Linked DNA regions of Homo sapiens: region 1 is linked to region 2. A link is a loop called in an ENCODE intact Hi-C map of the cell type or tissue named here. Cell type or tissue: endothelial cell of umbilical vein. All regions are shown on one strand.

The links. Hi-C counts contacts between places; a loop is a spot of excess contacts. Peaks named below come from ENCODE experiments on the same cell type or tissue, not always from the same donor. Only the 100,000 strongest peaks of a DNase experiment are listed, where the experiment ranks them.
Region 1: a loop joins it to region 2, with 12 times the contacts of the local background. A loop is called at or near these places in 3 of 110 quality-filtered maps.

What each region holds. Positions count from the first base shown.
Region 1 is chr7:129,294,622-129,302,621 of GRCh38, reverse strand. The region is part of intron 1 of AHCYL2 (adenosylhomocysteinase like 2); the gene reads right to left. LOC124900234 (a long non-coding RNA gene) reads right to left here and starts at 873. Exons shown (of 2, transcript XR_007060519.1): 1 at 1-873. In endothelial cell of umbilical vein, a CTCF peak has its summit at 4,151 (motif pointing right); DNase peaks (open chromatin) are centred at 4,171 and 7,521.
Region 2 is chr7:129,468,248-129,476,247 of GRCh38, reverse strand. It overlaps STRIP2 (striatin interacting protein 2), which reads right to left. Exons shown (of 21, transcript NM_020704.3): 18 at 5,533-5,599. Among named protein-coding and RNA genes, the nearest start is that of SMKR1, 30 kb to the left of the region's middle. RefSeq lists an enhancer at 5,870-6,409. In endothelial cell of umbilical vein, a CTCF peak has its summit at 3,727 (motif pointing right); a DNase peak (open chromatin) is centred at 3,727.

The DNA of each region.
Region 1 (8,000 bases), 170 kb after region 2:
TATGATCATTTCAACTGATGCTGAAAAAGCATTTGATAAAATTCAACATCACTTCATGATAAAAACCCTAAAAATAACTGAGTATAGAAGAAACATACCTCAGCATAATAAAACATATACAACAACCCACAGCCAGTATCATACTGAATGGGGAAAAACTGAAAGCCTTTCCTCTAAGATTTAGAACATGACAACAATGCCCACTTTCACCACTATGATCCAATATAGTACTGGAAGTCCTAGCTAGAGCAATGAGTCAAGAGAAAGATATAAGGGCACTCAAACTGGAAAGGAAGAAGTCACATTATCCTTGTTTGTAGATGATATGACCTTATATTTGGAAAAACCTAAAGACGCCACCAAAAACCTATTAGAACTGATAAGCAAATTCAGTAAAATCAACACACAAAAGTCACTAGCATTTCTATATACCAACAGCAAGTAATCCGAAAAAGAAATCAAGGAAGTAACGCCATTTATAATAACTACAGATAAAATTAAATACCTAGGAATTAACCAAATAAGTGAAATATATCTACAATGAAAACTATAAAACACTGATGCAAGACATTGAAAAGAATACCCCCTGCACCAAGAAAAAGACATTCCATGTCCACGGATTGGAACAATCAATATTGTAAAAATGTCCATCCTACCTAAAGCAGAATCAGTGTAATAATAGGGATTGCACTGAATCTATAGATTCCAAATCCCAATAACATTCTTCACAGAAATAGAAAAAAAAAATCCTAAAATTTATATAGAACTACAAAAGTGACAGAATAGTCAAAGCTATCATGGGCAAAAAGAACAAAACTGAAGGAATAACACGACCTGACTTCAAATTATACTACAGAGCTACAGTAACCAAAACAGCATGGTACTGGCATAAAAACAGACACATAGACCAATGGAACAGAATAGAGAACCCAGAAACAAATCCATACATCTACAGTGAACTCATTTTTGACAAACATGCCAAAACTATACATTGGGGAAAGAACAGTCTCTTCAATAAACGGTGCTGGGAAAACTGGATATCCATATGCAGAAGAATAAAACTAGACCTCTATCTCTCACATATACAAAAATCAAATAAAAATAGATTAAAGATTTAAATCTAAGACCTCAAACTATGCAACTACCAAAAGAAAACATTGGGGAAACTCTCCAGGACATTGGAGTGGGCAAAGATTTCTTGAGTAAATACCCCACAAGCACAGGAACCAAAGCAAAAATGGACAAATCAGATCACATCAAGTTAAAAAGCTTCTACACAGCAAAGGAAACAACCAACAAAGTGAAGACACAACCCACAGAATGGGAGAAAGTATTTGCAAACTATCCATCTGACAAAGGATTAATAACCATAATATATAAGGAGCTCAAACAACCCTATGGAAACAAAATCTAATAATTCAATTAAAAAATGGGCAAAAGATCTGAATAGATATTTCTCAAAAGACATACAAATGGCAAACAGGTGTATGAAAAGATGCTCAAGGCCAGGTGCAGTGGCTCACACCTATAATCCTAGCACTTAGGGAGGCCAAGGTGGGCAGATCAGTTGAGGTCAGGAGTTTGAGATCAGCCTGGCCAACATGGTGAAACCACATCTTCACTAAAAATACAAAAATTATTCAGATTTGTAATCCCAACTACTTGGCAGGCCAAGGCAGGAGAATCCCTTACCCAGGAGGTGGAGATTGCAGTGAGCTGAGATTGTGCCACTGCGCTCCAGCCTGGGCGACAGAGTGAGACTCCATCTCAAAAAAACATAGAAAAACTACAATGAAATATCTTGCCACAGCTGAAATGGCGTATATCCAAAAGACAGGCAATAACAAATGCTGGCAAGGATATGGAGAAAAGGAAACCCTCATACACTATGAAGAACAATTTAGAGACTCCTCAAAAAATTAAAAATAAAACCACCATATAATCCAGCAATCCCACTGTTGGACATATATTCAAAAGAAAGGAAGTCAGTATATTGAAGAGATATCTGCACTCCCATGTTTGTTGTAGCACTGTTCACAACAGCCAGTATTTGGAAGCAACCTAAGTGTCCATCAACAGACGAATAGATTTTTTTAAATGTGGTACATATAAGCAATGGAGTACTATTCAGCCATAAAAAAGAATGAGATCCTGTCATTTGCAACAACATGAATCAAAGTAGATATCCTTATGTTAAGTGAAATAAGCCAGGCACAGAAAGACAAACTTTGCATATTCTCACCTATTTCTGGGAGATAAAAATTAAAAGAATTGAACTCATGGAGATAGAGAGTAGAATGATGGTTACCAAAGGTTGGGAAGGGTAGTGAGGAGGCTGGGGGGGAGGCGGGGATGGCTCATGGGTACAAAAAACCAGGAAGAATGAATAAGATCTGGTATCTGATAGCACAACAGGGTAACTATAGTCAATAATAATTTAATTGTACATTTTAAAATAACTAAAAGAGTATAATAGGATTGTAATATGATAAATGGTTGAGTTGATAGATACCCTCATTTACCTTGATGTAATTATTGCGCAACATATGCCTGTATCAAATATTCCATAAACTCCATAAATATATGCACCTACTATGTACCCACGAAAATTAAAAATTTTAAATAAATAAAAAAATTTTTCAAGTTTTCTCCTGTATGTATAAAATTTCCAGGCTGGTCTCAAAAATTTTAAAAAGAGTCTTCTCCTTTAAAAAATTATTTCAGTGTTTTGAACTTAAATTATCTAAACCGTGGGTATATAATCAAACCACAACAGGTCATGATCCTACATGTGTGGGTAAAGAATCATCTTCCACATATACAAAGTTCTGTACTTCTATGCCATGTGGTTGGTGATGAGATGGAACAGGTACAACACCCCTCTGACAAGTTTTCTTTGTTACGGAAGTACTCCTAAAAGTTGGAATCTGGCTGGGCGTGATGGCTCATGCCTGTAATCCCAGCACTTTGGGAGGCCAAGGCGGGTGGATCACGAGGTAAGGAGATCGACACCATCCTAGCTAACATGGTGAAACCCTGTCTCTACTAAAAATACAAAAAATTAGCACGGCGTGGTGGCGGGTGCCTGTAGTCCCACCTACTCGGGAGGCTGAGGCAGGAGAATGGCGTGAACCCGGGAGGCGGAGCTTGCAGTGAGCCGAGATCGCGCCACTGCACTCCAGCCTGGGGGACAGAGCGAGACTCCATCTCAAAAAAAAAAAAAAAAAAAAAAAAAAAAAAAAAAAAAAAAAACAAGTTGGACTCTCCCACCTCAGCCTCCTGAATAGTTGAAACTACAGGTGAGCCACTATGCCCGGATAGTTTTTTGTTTTTTTTTTTTTGGTAGAGGAGGGGACTTGCTATGGTTCCCAGGCTGCTCTCAAACTCCCAGCCTCAAGCGATCTTCCCATGGGATCACAGACATGGACTACCATGCCCCATAGTTTCTACATTTTTAAATGGTTGAAAAATTTCCAGTCTGTCCCTGATTCTCCCCCCAAAAATGTCAAAAAATTTAAAAAAGAACAATATATCATGGCACATGGAAATTGTATCAAATTCAAATTTTTGGTTTCCATTAAGTATTTTTGGAACTCATTCATTTATGTATTGCCTATATACTTTTTTTCGCTACAATAACAGGTTTGAGTAGTTACAACAAAAAACATATAGCCTGCAAAGCCTAAAACACTTACCATCTGAGCCTTTACAGAAAAAGCTTGCCTACCTTTAGACCAAGAAAAGTTTTATTTTATTGTATAATTCAGTAATGATTGTGATAATTATTTCCAAACAGGCAAAAGAGGTGAAACTAACAGCAATTTGGAAAATAATGACCTTAATTATAAATAACAAAGCTTAAACAGTTTAATATAATACATAAAATAGACAAATCACTTGGTAGAATGACAAATATCAAACAAACACTGCAAATGTGCTGCTTTGGTTTGGTTCTTGTAAGGCCTTACGTTGCTTCTTTTCCATTATCCCCCAAGCAAAGTTTAGGAAAAAACTCCAAAATCCTTCTGGGAATTTTAGGAAAAGCTACATAGAGGTATTTTAGTCACTACAACCCTGCCTAAGTACTTTCCATAGCTGTTATATGTTTCAAGAAAACAAAACAAAAAACCAGGTGTCCTCATGAAATGCCAAGTGAATTGCGGCCAGCAGGTGGAGACAGTTTCTAATCAAAGCAGAGAAGCAAAATTTGATACCAGTTGTAACGGAAATTTAAACTATCTTCATATCCTTACCTTGAAATATTTAGTTAACTAGATAAGACAAAGTGATTTTCTCCTTCCCTTGTTCAACAATAAAACCAGGCTACCTTGTATTTCCTAAATCAGATTTCACTAAGGAATCAGAAATAGGCTGGCTGGTGAATACCCCACTCCCTATATAATATGAACCTAATTTATAAGTTTTTCCTCTCTTGCCATTAGAAAAGGAATATTTTCTGATCGTTTTCTCTCAATGAGGTTAGAGTCTTTCCTATCAAATTAAACCACAGGCTTTCTTGTCTATAGTTACCCTCTAGCTATCTGATTATATAAACTGGGAATGACTATTTCAGCAGGTAATGATTTGTTTATTTGGAGACAGGATCTCGCTGTCACCCAAGCTGGAATGCAGGGGCAGGATCATGGCTCACTGCAGCCTCAACCTCCCCAGCTCAAGCAATCCTCCCACCTAAGACTCCTGAGTAGCTGACACTATTAGTGGATTAGTCCACCACCATGTCGGGCTAATTTTTAATTTTTTTTAGAGACTGGCTCTCCCTATGTTGTCCAGGCTGGTCTCAAACTCCCAGGTTCAAAGGATCTTCCCATGCCTTGGCCTCCCAAAGTGCTGGGATTACAAGCATGAGCCACTGCATCCAGCCAGGTAATGATTTTGATTACAGCTCTCAATTACCCTATCAAACACCATATACTTTCACTCATTAAAAAAAAATTCTTCTCAAAAATTTTTCTCATTTTATAAACAAGAAAAAAGTTACTTTTCCATACTACAAATGACAGGAATAGAATGGTGGTTCCAACTTCGGGACCCGTAGTCCAGAGCTACGTAGAAATTTCTAGCAGTCTATAGGAGGAAGGAGACCAATTAGGTCTCAAGCAAAGGCATTCTAAATTTCCTATCTCAACATGTGACACTTCTGCTCCCCAAGCACCAGTGCTCTGGAGCTGTTCGCTAGTTTTCCAAAGCTCCCAACAGTCGCTTCTCCCTTGGGGCCTGTCTACCCTATGCTTTTTCAGTACCTTTAATTTCAGCAGTATGCACAACTCAGCCCGGTCCTAAGATGAAGTTTACTTCAAAGCAAAGCATACTAGAGTGCAAAGGACTCACAGGCAACCACTGACACCATCATTAACCAGGGGACATAGCACTACAAAAAATTTGTAATTGGAATAAACAGTGATGTTTTCAGAAATTCCTCCTCTTTGGAGCAGCCACCTCTCTACAATCCTTTTACCTTTCACATCCCCAATCACCCTACTTAAAGTCACACAATGTGCCAAGGCTACAATAGATCAGTGTGCATGTGTACACACAGTCTTCACAAGTTGGCTACCCACTTCAGAAAGGTTGACATATATTAAATCTCAAAAAGAATATAAACTTTAAGCTTCCGAAAACTCTAACTCACCAAGCAAGGGTAAGGACTCCAACTGAGCCAATTTAGTTTAATTCTCCTTTATAAGGCTATTTTCAGAAACCATTTGAGTATTGTTTTAAACTACCTAGTATCAGAATGTCCTGAAATTTTTACTTAATTTACCTTCCAGATTATGTGAAAAATAGGTATAAGCATCCTAACCTTTCCATTTTAATAAACCAGGCATTTACTCTCTATCAACTGCATGGACCATTCTAGGAAGCCAAAATTTCTTATTTATTTTTATTTTTTAGAGACAGGGTCTCACTCTGTCAACCAGGATAGAGTACAGTGACATGATCATAGCTCACTGTAGCCTTGAACTCCTGGGCTGAAGGGATCCTCCTACGTCAGCCTCCCAAGTAGCTGGACTACAGGCATGTGTTACATGCCCAACTAATTTTTTAATTTTTTTAAGTAGAGATGGGGTCTCAGTATGTTGCCCAGGCTGGTCTTGAACCCCTCAGCTTGAGTGATCCTCCCACCTCAGTCTCCCAAAGTGCTGCGATTATAGGCGTGAGCCACCATACCTGGCCCCAAAATATTTAAATCCAATGAATGCCAACATAACACCAGAAAATAATTTTGTCTTTCTTCCCCTGATGTTTGTGATTCTTTGGGAAAGTACTTAATTGGAAGAAAAGTCTGTGGTTGATGGAATATTAAGGTGTACAGAGGTTACTCACTGGCTCCCTTTATGCAACCTCTCTTCTACTCTTCCTATTATTTCCTTGATTTTTTACTTCCATCTAAATGTGTTTTCTCCTAAATATAGTGATAAGAATTTTAAGTAACTATCATAGGGGTAATCCTACATGATTCCTCCAAAATGAGACTCATCTAATCACACTTCTAAAGTCTCCAATGAGTTGGAATAACACATACTGGAATGGGGATTGAAGCAGCGAAGGCAAGTGGCTGTCTACAGTACTAAGATTCCAAGATCTAAAACCAGCTATATATTTATCCAAAATCTATTTAGCAAATAAAGGTAACAGTATAAACGCAGAGAAGCTTTAGAGAAACTAATCTATTTTTATCCTGACTTTGGCCAAATTACTTAAACCAGTGGCTTTAATTCTGCATATATACGAACAACTCCCCAGCAAAGTCAGCAACTGTTGGAAGAATAAAGGATTAAGATCTTCCTAATTAGAGACATTTGAGTTCTACTAAGAGCATGCATTAACCCTCTGAGGATGCCTGTAGTTTCAGAAACTCAAATGTTTTAAGTAGTTTCTCTGGCCATTCACGGCCTTCACTGTAAGACAATAATTAGGCATAAATTTACAATCATTTTTATTACATATTCATATCCTTACTGCACACCTACTGTATGTTGATTGTTGACCTTTAGTTTTATTTTTCTATATTATAAAGTACTTGAGTCAGCTCACTAACAAAGGTGTGGAGAAATACCAAATAATGACTAGATGGGGTCTCAGTTCTACAGTCTATACAATGGTCTCCTACTGCCTATTTTTTCAGCTTTCAGAGTCTAGGCTTCTCTTCAAGATGCTATGAACTTGTTGAAGACTATTCCCTGAACTTAAACCAGTTCCACTACTCTGTTCTCAGTCTAGGGACACAGACTGACTCATACGTAACATTTTTAAAGCTGCTGCTCAGCAATGCACATCCCTCAGAAAACCTTAATCATAGAGAATTTAGTTAAATCCTTTAAAACCAGATTGCTCTGGCTTCACAGAACCAGCCTGGCTGCTCAGCTTCAATTCCCCGGAGAGAAGAGAGAAGCTCTACTCTATTATGAAACCAGCTTGCCTAATCAAATTCCCTTTCAGAGAAAGAGGTCAAGGAGAATAACTCCTGTGCCATTTTTCAATTCTTCCTTCCAAGAAATGACTGTGATTGACAGATGCTATTTCTTTGAGTTCCAATGGCCTACTGCCAAGATCAACTAATTGTTTCTTGGTTAAAAGAATGGTACCAATCCATCAAGCCACACAACTCCTGAGAACCACATTACTTAATACTTTACATTGGTAAAGTTTTATCATTTTCAAAGCCAGCAAACACACATTCAACACACCCCACTGGGAAGGCAGAATAGATATTATTAACATCTTCATTTTTACAGACTGGAAAACTACAACAAAGGCAACATATGACTTATCCAGGGTACACGTTAATAGTGGATCTAAAATTCTAATTTATGAAGTTATAGTCCCAGGATTTTTCTATACATCACATATTGCAATCTCCTTAACACGTCTACTAATCTCAATACCTGCCCCATCTTATTAAAATATTTGCTAATAAAAGATATCCTGTTCAGATGAACAGCTACAGTGTTGTGGTGGATATAGATTAACATGGTGTA
Region 2 (8,000 bases):
GTGGGGGGCAGCCCCCGCCCGGCCAGCCGCCCCGTCCGGGAGGGAGGTGGGGGGCAGCCCCCGCCCGGCCAGCCGCCCCGTCCGGGAGGAGGGGGGCACCTCTGCCTGGCCACCCCTTCTGGGAAGTGGGGAGCCCCTCTGCCCGGCCGCCACCCCCTCTGGGAGGTGTACCCAACAGCTCATTGGGAGCGGGCCATGACGACGATGGCGGTTTTGTCCAATAGAGAGGGGGGAAATGTGGGGAAAAGATGGGGAAATCAGATTGTTGCTGTGTCTGTGTAGAAAGAGGCGGGCATGGGAGACTCCATTTCGTTCTGTACTAGGAGAAATTCTTCTGCCTTGGGATGCTGTTGATCTATGACCTTGCCCCCAACCCGGTGCTCTCTGAAACATGTGCTGTGTCCACTCAGGGTTAAATGGATTAAGGGCGGTGCAAGATGTGCTTTGTTAAACAGATGCTTGAAGGCAGCATGCTCGTTAAGAGTCATCACCACTCCCTAATCTCAAGTACCCAGGGACACAAACACTGCGGTAGGCCGCAGGGTCCTCTGCCTAGGAAAACCAGAGACCTTTGTTCACTTGTTTATCTGCTGAACTTCCCTCCACTATTGTCCTATGACCCTGCCAAATCCCCCTATGCGAGAAACACCCAAGAATGATCAATAAAAAAAAATAAAAAGAAAAAAAAAAAAAAGAAAAAAAAAGAGTCATCACCACTCCCTAATCTCAAGTACCCAGGGATACAAACACTGCGGAAGGCCCCAGGGTCCTCTGCCTAGAAAACCAGAGACCTTTGTTCACTTGTTTGTCTGCTGACCTTCCCTCCACTGTTGTCCTGTGACCCTGCCAAATCCCCCTCTGCGAGAAACACCCAAGAATGATCAATAAAAAAAATAAATAAAAAATAAAAAAATAAAAAGATATCAATATAATACATATAAAATATTTAATATTTTCCATCCCCCAAAGCATTTCCTTGCACAGCCTACATTTCATACCACTGCTCTCAACAACCATTCAGATGCTAAGCATTGCAAAATACATACTGAGCCCACATCCACTGCCTTCTCCAGCAACCTCCTTTCAAAGACCACACTTAACTTCCACATAATCATACGTTCACCATCCTTCATTTAAGTTTGGAATTTTATTTCAATTTTTTCCTAGTTTAGTGGATTGAATATGAATACCGACATTTGGAGATACACAAATTTTTAAACTTCCTGTACCAGGTGGGAGGGGAAACTACTTAGTATATTGGTGAAGATGGCCTATCTAAGAGCTAATTAGTTTGACAAAATGGGAATACTTCAGAAATTAATATGCCATTAGCTCACCTTTATTTCATGTTCATCATGCTGTTTAGAGTTTCATATAAAGTTGAAATGAATTCAGTTCAAATTCAGAAAACTGAAAAAATATAAATCAAGACTACCTCAGCCCAGCGGTGGCTCAGGCCTATAATCCCAGCACTTTGGGAGGCTGAGGCAGGTGGATCATTTGTGGTCAGGAGTTCAAGACCAGCCTGGCCAACATGGTGAAACTCTGCTTCCACTAAAAAGTACAAAAATTAGCTGGGCAGTAATGGCACACACCTGTAATCCCAGCTACTTGGGAGGTTGAGGCAGGAGAATCGCTTGAACCTGGGAGGTGGAGGCTGCAGTGAGCAGAGATTGCGCCACTGCACTCCAGTCTGGGCGACTGTCTCAAAAAAAAAGACTACTTCAGCCCAATAATTCCACTTCTAGGAATCTAAAGGAAATAATCAAAGATTCATGTGCAGCTGGGCATTGTGGCTCACACCTGTAATCCCAGCACTTTGAGAGGCCAAGGCAGGAGGATCACTAAGCCCAAGAATTTGAGACCAGTCTGGACAAAATAGGGAGATTCTGTCTCTAGGGAGATTTTATCTCTAAAAAAATTTTTTTTTAATTTAAAAATTAGCCAAGCATAGTGGCATGTGCCTGTAGTCCTAGCTACTTGGGTGGCTGAGGTGGAAGGATCATTTGACCCTGGGAGGTCAAGACTGCAGTGAGCTGTGATCACACCACTGCACTCAAGCCTGAGCAACTTCGAGACCCTGTCTCAAAAAAAAAAAATAAAAGATTTGCATGCAAGGATGTTTGTTTTGGAGTTACACAAGGAAAACATAAATAAATGTCAACAGCACAGAATCCTTTTTGAAACTAAATAGTGGAATATTATGTGTAACTATTAAAAATTATGTCCTGGGCTGCGTGCAGTGGCTCACGCCTGTAATCCCAACACTTTGGGAGGCTGAGGTGGGCGGATCACCAGGTCAGGAAATTGAGACCATCCTGGCTAACACAGTACAACACTGTCTCTACTAAAAATACAAAAAATTAGCCAGGCGTGGTGGCATGTGCCTGTAATCCCAGCTACTCGGAAGGCTGAGGCAGAAGAATCGCTTGAACCCGGGAGGCAGAGGTTGCAGTGAGCCAAGATGGCGCCACTGCACTCCAGCCTGGCCGACAGAGCGAGACTCCATCTCAAAAAAAATAAATAAATAAAAATAAAAAATAAATAAAAAATTTAAAGAAATTAAAATTATGTCCTCAGCTGGGCATGGTGGCTGACACCTGTAATCCCAGCAATTTGGGAGGCCAAGGAGGGCAGATTGCTTGAGCCCAGGAGTTCAAGATCAGCTTGGGCAACACAAAGACCCCGTCTCTACAAAAAATACAAAAATTAGCCTGGCATGGTAGCATGTCTGTGGTCCCACCTACACCCAGCTACTTGGGAAGGTGGGAGGATCACTTCAGCCCAGGAGCTTGAGGCTGCGATGGGCCGTGCTTCAGGCCGAGTGCACTGCACTCCAGCCTGGGTGACAAAGCAAGACCCTGTCTTCAAAAAAGAAAGAAAAAAATTGTCCTCTAGAATGTTTAATAAAATGATATTGTGAACATTTAAATTTTGCTGTCAAATGAAATATCTATGTATAAAGTCTTAGTTTTGTTAATGTGTTTATATATGAGTGAATATATATATAATTGCAGCAAAATATTAACAGTGGCTATATGTAGGTGGCATAAGAGTATTTTTCTTCCTCATACTTTTCTGTTTCTCCAGTTTTCTGCAATACGTATATTTATTTTAATATCAGGAAAAAAACTTCAAAAGTTACTTAAAGAAAATCCTATAGCCATTCGTTGTGGCTCATGCCTATAATCCCAGCACTTTGGGAGGCTGAGGCAGGTGGATCATCTGAGACCAGGAGTTCGAGACCAGCCTGGCCAACATGATGAAAGCCTGTCTCTACTAAAAATACAAAAATTAGCTGGGCATGGTGGCACGTGCCTGTAGTCCCCGCTACTCAGAAGGCTGAGGCAGGAAAATCACTTGGACTCACGAGGCAGAGGTTTCAGTGAGCTGAGATCACACCACTGCATTCCAGCCTGGGTGACAGCACAAGACTCTGTCTCAAAAAAAAAAAAAAAAAAAAAAAAAAAAGGAAAAGAAAAGAAAATTCTATATATTCAAATAGCCAGTACATTTTCTGTGCTTGCAATTTGTTAAGCCTGAAAAAAACAGATATATCTTACTCATATGAACATTAGTGTTTTTCTGAGCACAGAAGTCACCAGTTTAGATAAACCATACTGAGGACCTATGTGGAATAGACTCACTAGTTATTGCAGCCCATGACTGGGCTCATTCAAAATTCAAGCAAAACAAAAAGTCTGTGGTTACTAAATGAAACCACCAGGTGCCACTATTGCTTCACACAAAGTAGTAAAATACTTAGCATGACTATTTTTCAGGAAGAATAAATACATGCTTTCACTCTGAATAATATTAAAATCTTCTTAGAAAACATAATAAATTATTATGTTCACTTCATTTCAGTAATTTTATGCACATATCCCAAAGGTCAATTGGGAGAGATGTGAAAGTGTGGTTCCTATCAATTCCTATATATGAACCAATGGGGTTGGAACTGAAAATAAAAAACACATTATAGGAAGAAATAAATTCAGGCCATAAAAGTTGACTTTATCTTCTGAAATGCCCTACTAATAGCAGAATTTTAATGCTACTGTGTACCACTGTTTCTGTGGAAAATGTATTCTTCATTCCAACTCTGAATGGCAGGGGATACATGTCTCTCTACCCTGACTTCCACTTTCAACTGGTAGCTATTTAACTTCTCCATCTATAAAATAGTAATACTAACCTCATAGAGTTGTTTTAACGATTTAATAGCTACATCTCTGTAGTGTGGGTAAAAAAAATTTTTTTTAATAAAAAACTTGAAAAAAGACTGAATAGCATCATAAATAACATAGAGAGGGTTAGACAATTTATTACTTCTCTGTAGGAATAAAAAGCTTCCAACTTCTTTGGCTGCTGAGGCCACATCTAAATAAGACCAGGGAATCTCTCTATCCCAGTGGTAAAAAAGGGTGCTAGGTTGGTGTCTCAGGACATGGGTCTTTTGACTCATGTCTGATTCAGGCTCTGTCACCTATGAGGAGTAAACCATGACAAGTCACTTCATTCACTGGGCCTTCAGGTTTCTCATCTTTGAAATAAGGGGGTTGGATCAAATGGCTCTTAAGTCCCCTCCAGCCAAGAATCCCATGGTTCTATAAAACCTGTACCACAGAGATTGTCATTCTATTTTTGCATAATATACTTTTCTGACTCAACATTTTGCAGGAATTACAATTGGAGGACAAAGGGTTGTAGTAACCATTGGTGCATGCCATGATTCAATCATTTGACATTTATTGAGCTCTTCAATGTACCAGACAAAGTGCTAGACTCTAAGGATATAAAAATGATTATACTACCTCTTCATTCAAGGATTCTACAGTCAAATTAAGAAACAGACACAAATGCATAATTACAATGCAACAGGCTGGAGGTATGGATTGTGGCTTATCTAAGGAGCTATGGCAATACATGATGAGGTAGATACCTCATCTTCAGTATGGCTGTTGTTCAGTCAGTTTCATGGAATTAAGAATAACCGTGAGTGACTTTTCTGATTTGCCTAGAGCTGTTTTCAAGATGAGAAACTTTCTGGGCTATCCTTTTGTGGCTATATAGACTTTTGCCTCCGAGAGACTTAGACAAAGTATTTTCTCAAGTACACATTGCTTGCTAGGTTTTATTACCTATATGAAAATAAGAAGTGAACTCCCTGTAGCACAGCAGAAAGAAGACAGATAATTATTTGTGCTAGACCAGAAGAGATTGTCCTGCATTTAGCATAGATATTCACGCTCAATTTCGGTCCCATTATGTTTCTAAATTCCTTTTCCTCCTTAGTGTTTTTCACTGGCTGTTTCCTCTTCTCTGAAAAATGCTACGCTAAACTTTTCCAAATCTTTCTCAACTGGGTCAGCAACTCTAAACCCCTGCTGCATCTCTGCTCTTGCCAATATACCTTCATTGATCTGAGACTCTCAAACCAGGGCATTAAGGGGTTGGAGAAGAAATGAAAGAGCAAATGCCAACCTGTGCTACCTAGCAATTTCAAAGGCTACCAAATCCCCATCTGCTTACCAGACTTTCAGTAGTAAGCTCCGGCAAATCCTGGATGGTACAGCAAGGATAATCCAGGACTGAGATGCTGTAAGATGCAGAGATAAGGACAGGCTTTAGGTAAATGGCAACAGCAGGAATTGGCTGTATCTGGAAAGGGCAGGAGTTATTTCTCTCCAGCAGCCCCTATCCATTTCCCAAATTGCTTAGTGACCTCAGCTGAAATGAGGGCTCTGGTGCCAGGCAACTCTAGCTCCAGTCTCCTTTCCTGTCATGAGAGGAACCAATGAGTTCTTTGAGGCTGGCACCCATCTGGTAGATGCAAAAGAAAGCAGAAAGAGAGCCTCTTTTCTTAGCACTCCTTGCTTCTTTAAAGGAACATGTAAACTTGAGTGCATTTGTGTTTCTGCATTTAACTGTATGTGTGAATATAACTGCTCCCACAGACACTGCCCAAACCCATCCCACTGGATAACAATCTGAGGATGGGAGGATGAAATGATCCTCCTGTGTCTCTCACCAGATCTTTCTGAAAGCTGGGAGCTCTGGGGAATGATTACAGAAGCCACTCCTAAAGGAAGCTTGAGACAGGGGCAGTTTCCTATAGAAAGGCTAATCTAGTAACTCAAGAATGGTAATAGCTGACAGTGGGGGACTGCAAGCTACAGCTCTGTAGTGAGCCCAGGGAAGCAGGCATGAGTTAGGAGGGGAAATAAGGCATTGCATTATGACAAGGACATAGTTACAAAATAAATGACAGCTGTCTCTTTCCTCTTCTCCCTTCTTCACTGACACAATACAGAATCTGGACTAGCTAATCTCTAATGCCCCTTCTGGTTCTGATGTTCCATGAGGTTTTGAACACCAACCTATCTGAACTAGTGCAGCTGGAAATGGATAAAGGATGTTGGCAAAGCAGTGGCTTTGACGACGACAAGTTCACACTGCTATAATGAACCTGTCTCTACATTTTAAAAGTCAAAACTTCTATACAAGTAAAAGGCAACAATTTATTTGGCCAGAAATGTTTACCTTTGTCCAAGATAACCTGGGGGACCAGGGTAGGAGAGGAGAAGGGTCAGCTTGGGAGAGGGCAGTGTCAAACTACCTGTAATGTTGTTCATCATCTTGATTCACTCTATTGGATTTTCCCAGGGTTGCCAGTTCTGTACTGCTCCATTAGGATGAACATTCTTGGCTGGCTCATCCACCTATCCACCCACCTCCCACTGACAAAGCCCTATGGCAAAGTAGTTGCCGGCGACCAGGAAATGGGGGTGGGAAATCAAAGATAGATTTGTTCCATTCTCTTAGTGAATTGAAATCTAGCCTAAGGGGGCATAAAATTAATTTACAAGTATCTAGAACATCTAGATTGTTAAGAGCCATGAGAAAATTCTGCAATAATGAGCTGTGATCTCCAAGTTCTCAGAGATCATTCAAAAGTAAAACTTACAGATGGTGCATAAGAGGATCATCTTGTTCAGGCCAACCTTAGCAAAAGGTGTAGTCTGTTGCTACCACTCTTCCAACTCCAAACTGAACCAAATGGACATCTATTGAATTGTCTGTACCTCCCATTCTAGGTCCATGGGTGCAGAAGGAACATTCAATTTCTGTATACCACTCCCCTAGCCACAGTTGATCTAGGAGTGAACCTCTAACCCAGGGAATCTGGAATAGGGATTGAAGAGTCAATTCAGTCTCTGAGGTGGGGCATGTTTAGCTCATATAGACGTATTTCACTATGCGGCCTGAGAAGCAAACAATGCAGACTGATAAATTTGTCAGTGAGAGAGGAAACTGGAGTGGAAATACAGAGGCCTGGTGTCTTACAGATAGACGTGAAAGGCTTTCTGGGCTCCCCACACTACAGGCCAACCCTGAGGTCCAGAGCTGCATTGCTGTCCTAGGTTCCTCAGGATGACACGTCATTTCATTCTGACAAAGTCGCTATTCTGCATGAGTGTAGTCCAGCTAGTTTTGGTTACTTTTAACCAAGAGTGTTGACTGATACACAGAGGTGCCTGCATGCAGTTGTGGCCCTGACACAGCCTGACCTGTACTTTCATTTTCCCTGGTAACTCAAGTAGCACATCTGAAGTGCCAGTTTTAAAGGGGCCAGTGCACAGGTCTCCGTATTGTTAGGAAAAACCCATCCTCCAATGCTTACCCCCAAGGGAAAGTGTTTAAAGCAATCTTACATATACCAATATTAACTAATGCTTATAAAAGTTCTATGATATAGTCAGAAAAGCTATCCTTATTTTAAAGATGAAAATACTGTGGTTCAGAGAAACAGTTTCTTGCTTGAGATTACATAACTAGTAAGTGGCAGATCCAGGTCACGAATCCAGGTCTCATGACTTCAGGCTCCATAGGGTGTGTGTGTGTTTTAAGCTACATATAAGTAGGCTCCTTCTCCATGGTGGAATTTCAGGCAGTACTGACAAACTAGTGTGGCAATATCTCTAGTCACCCCAAGTATG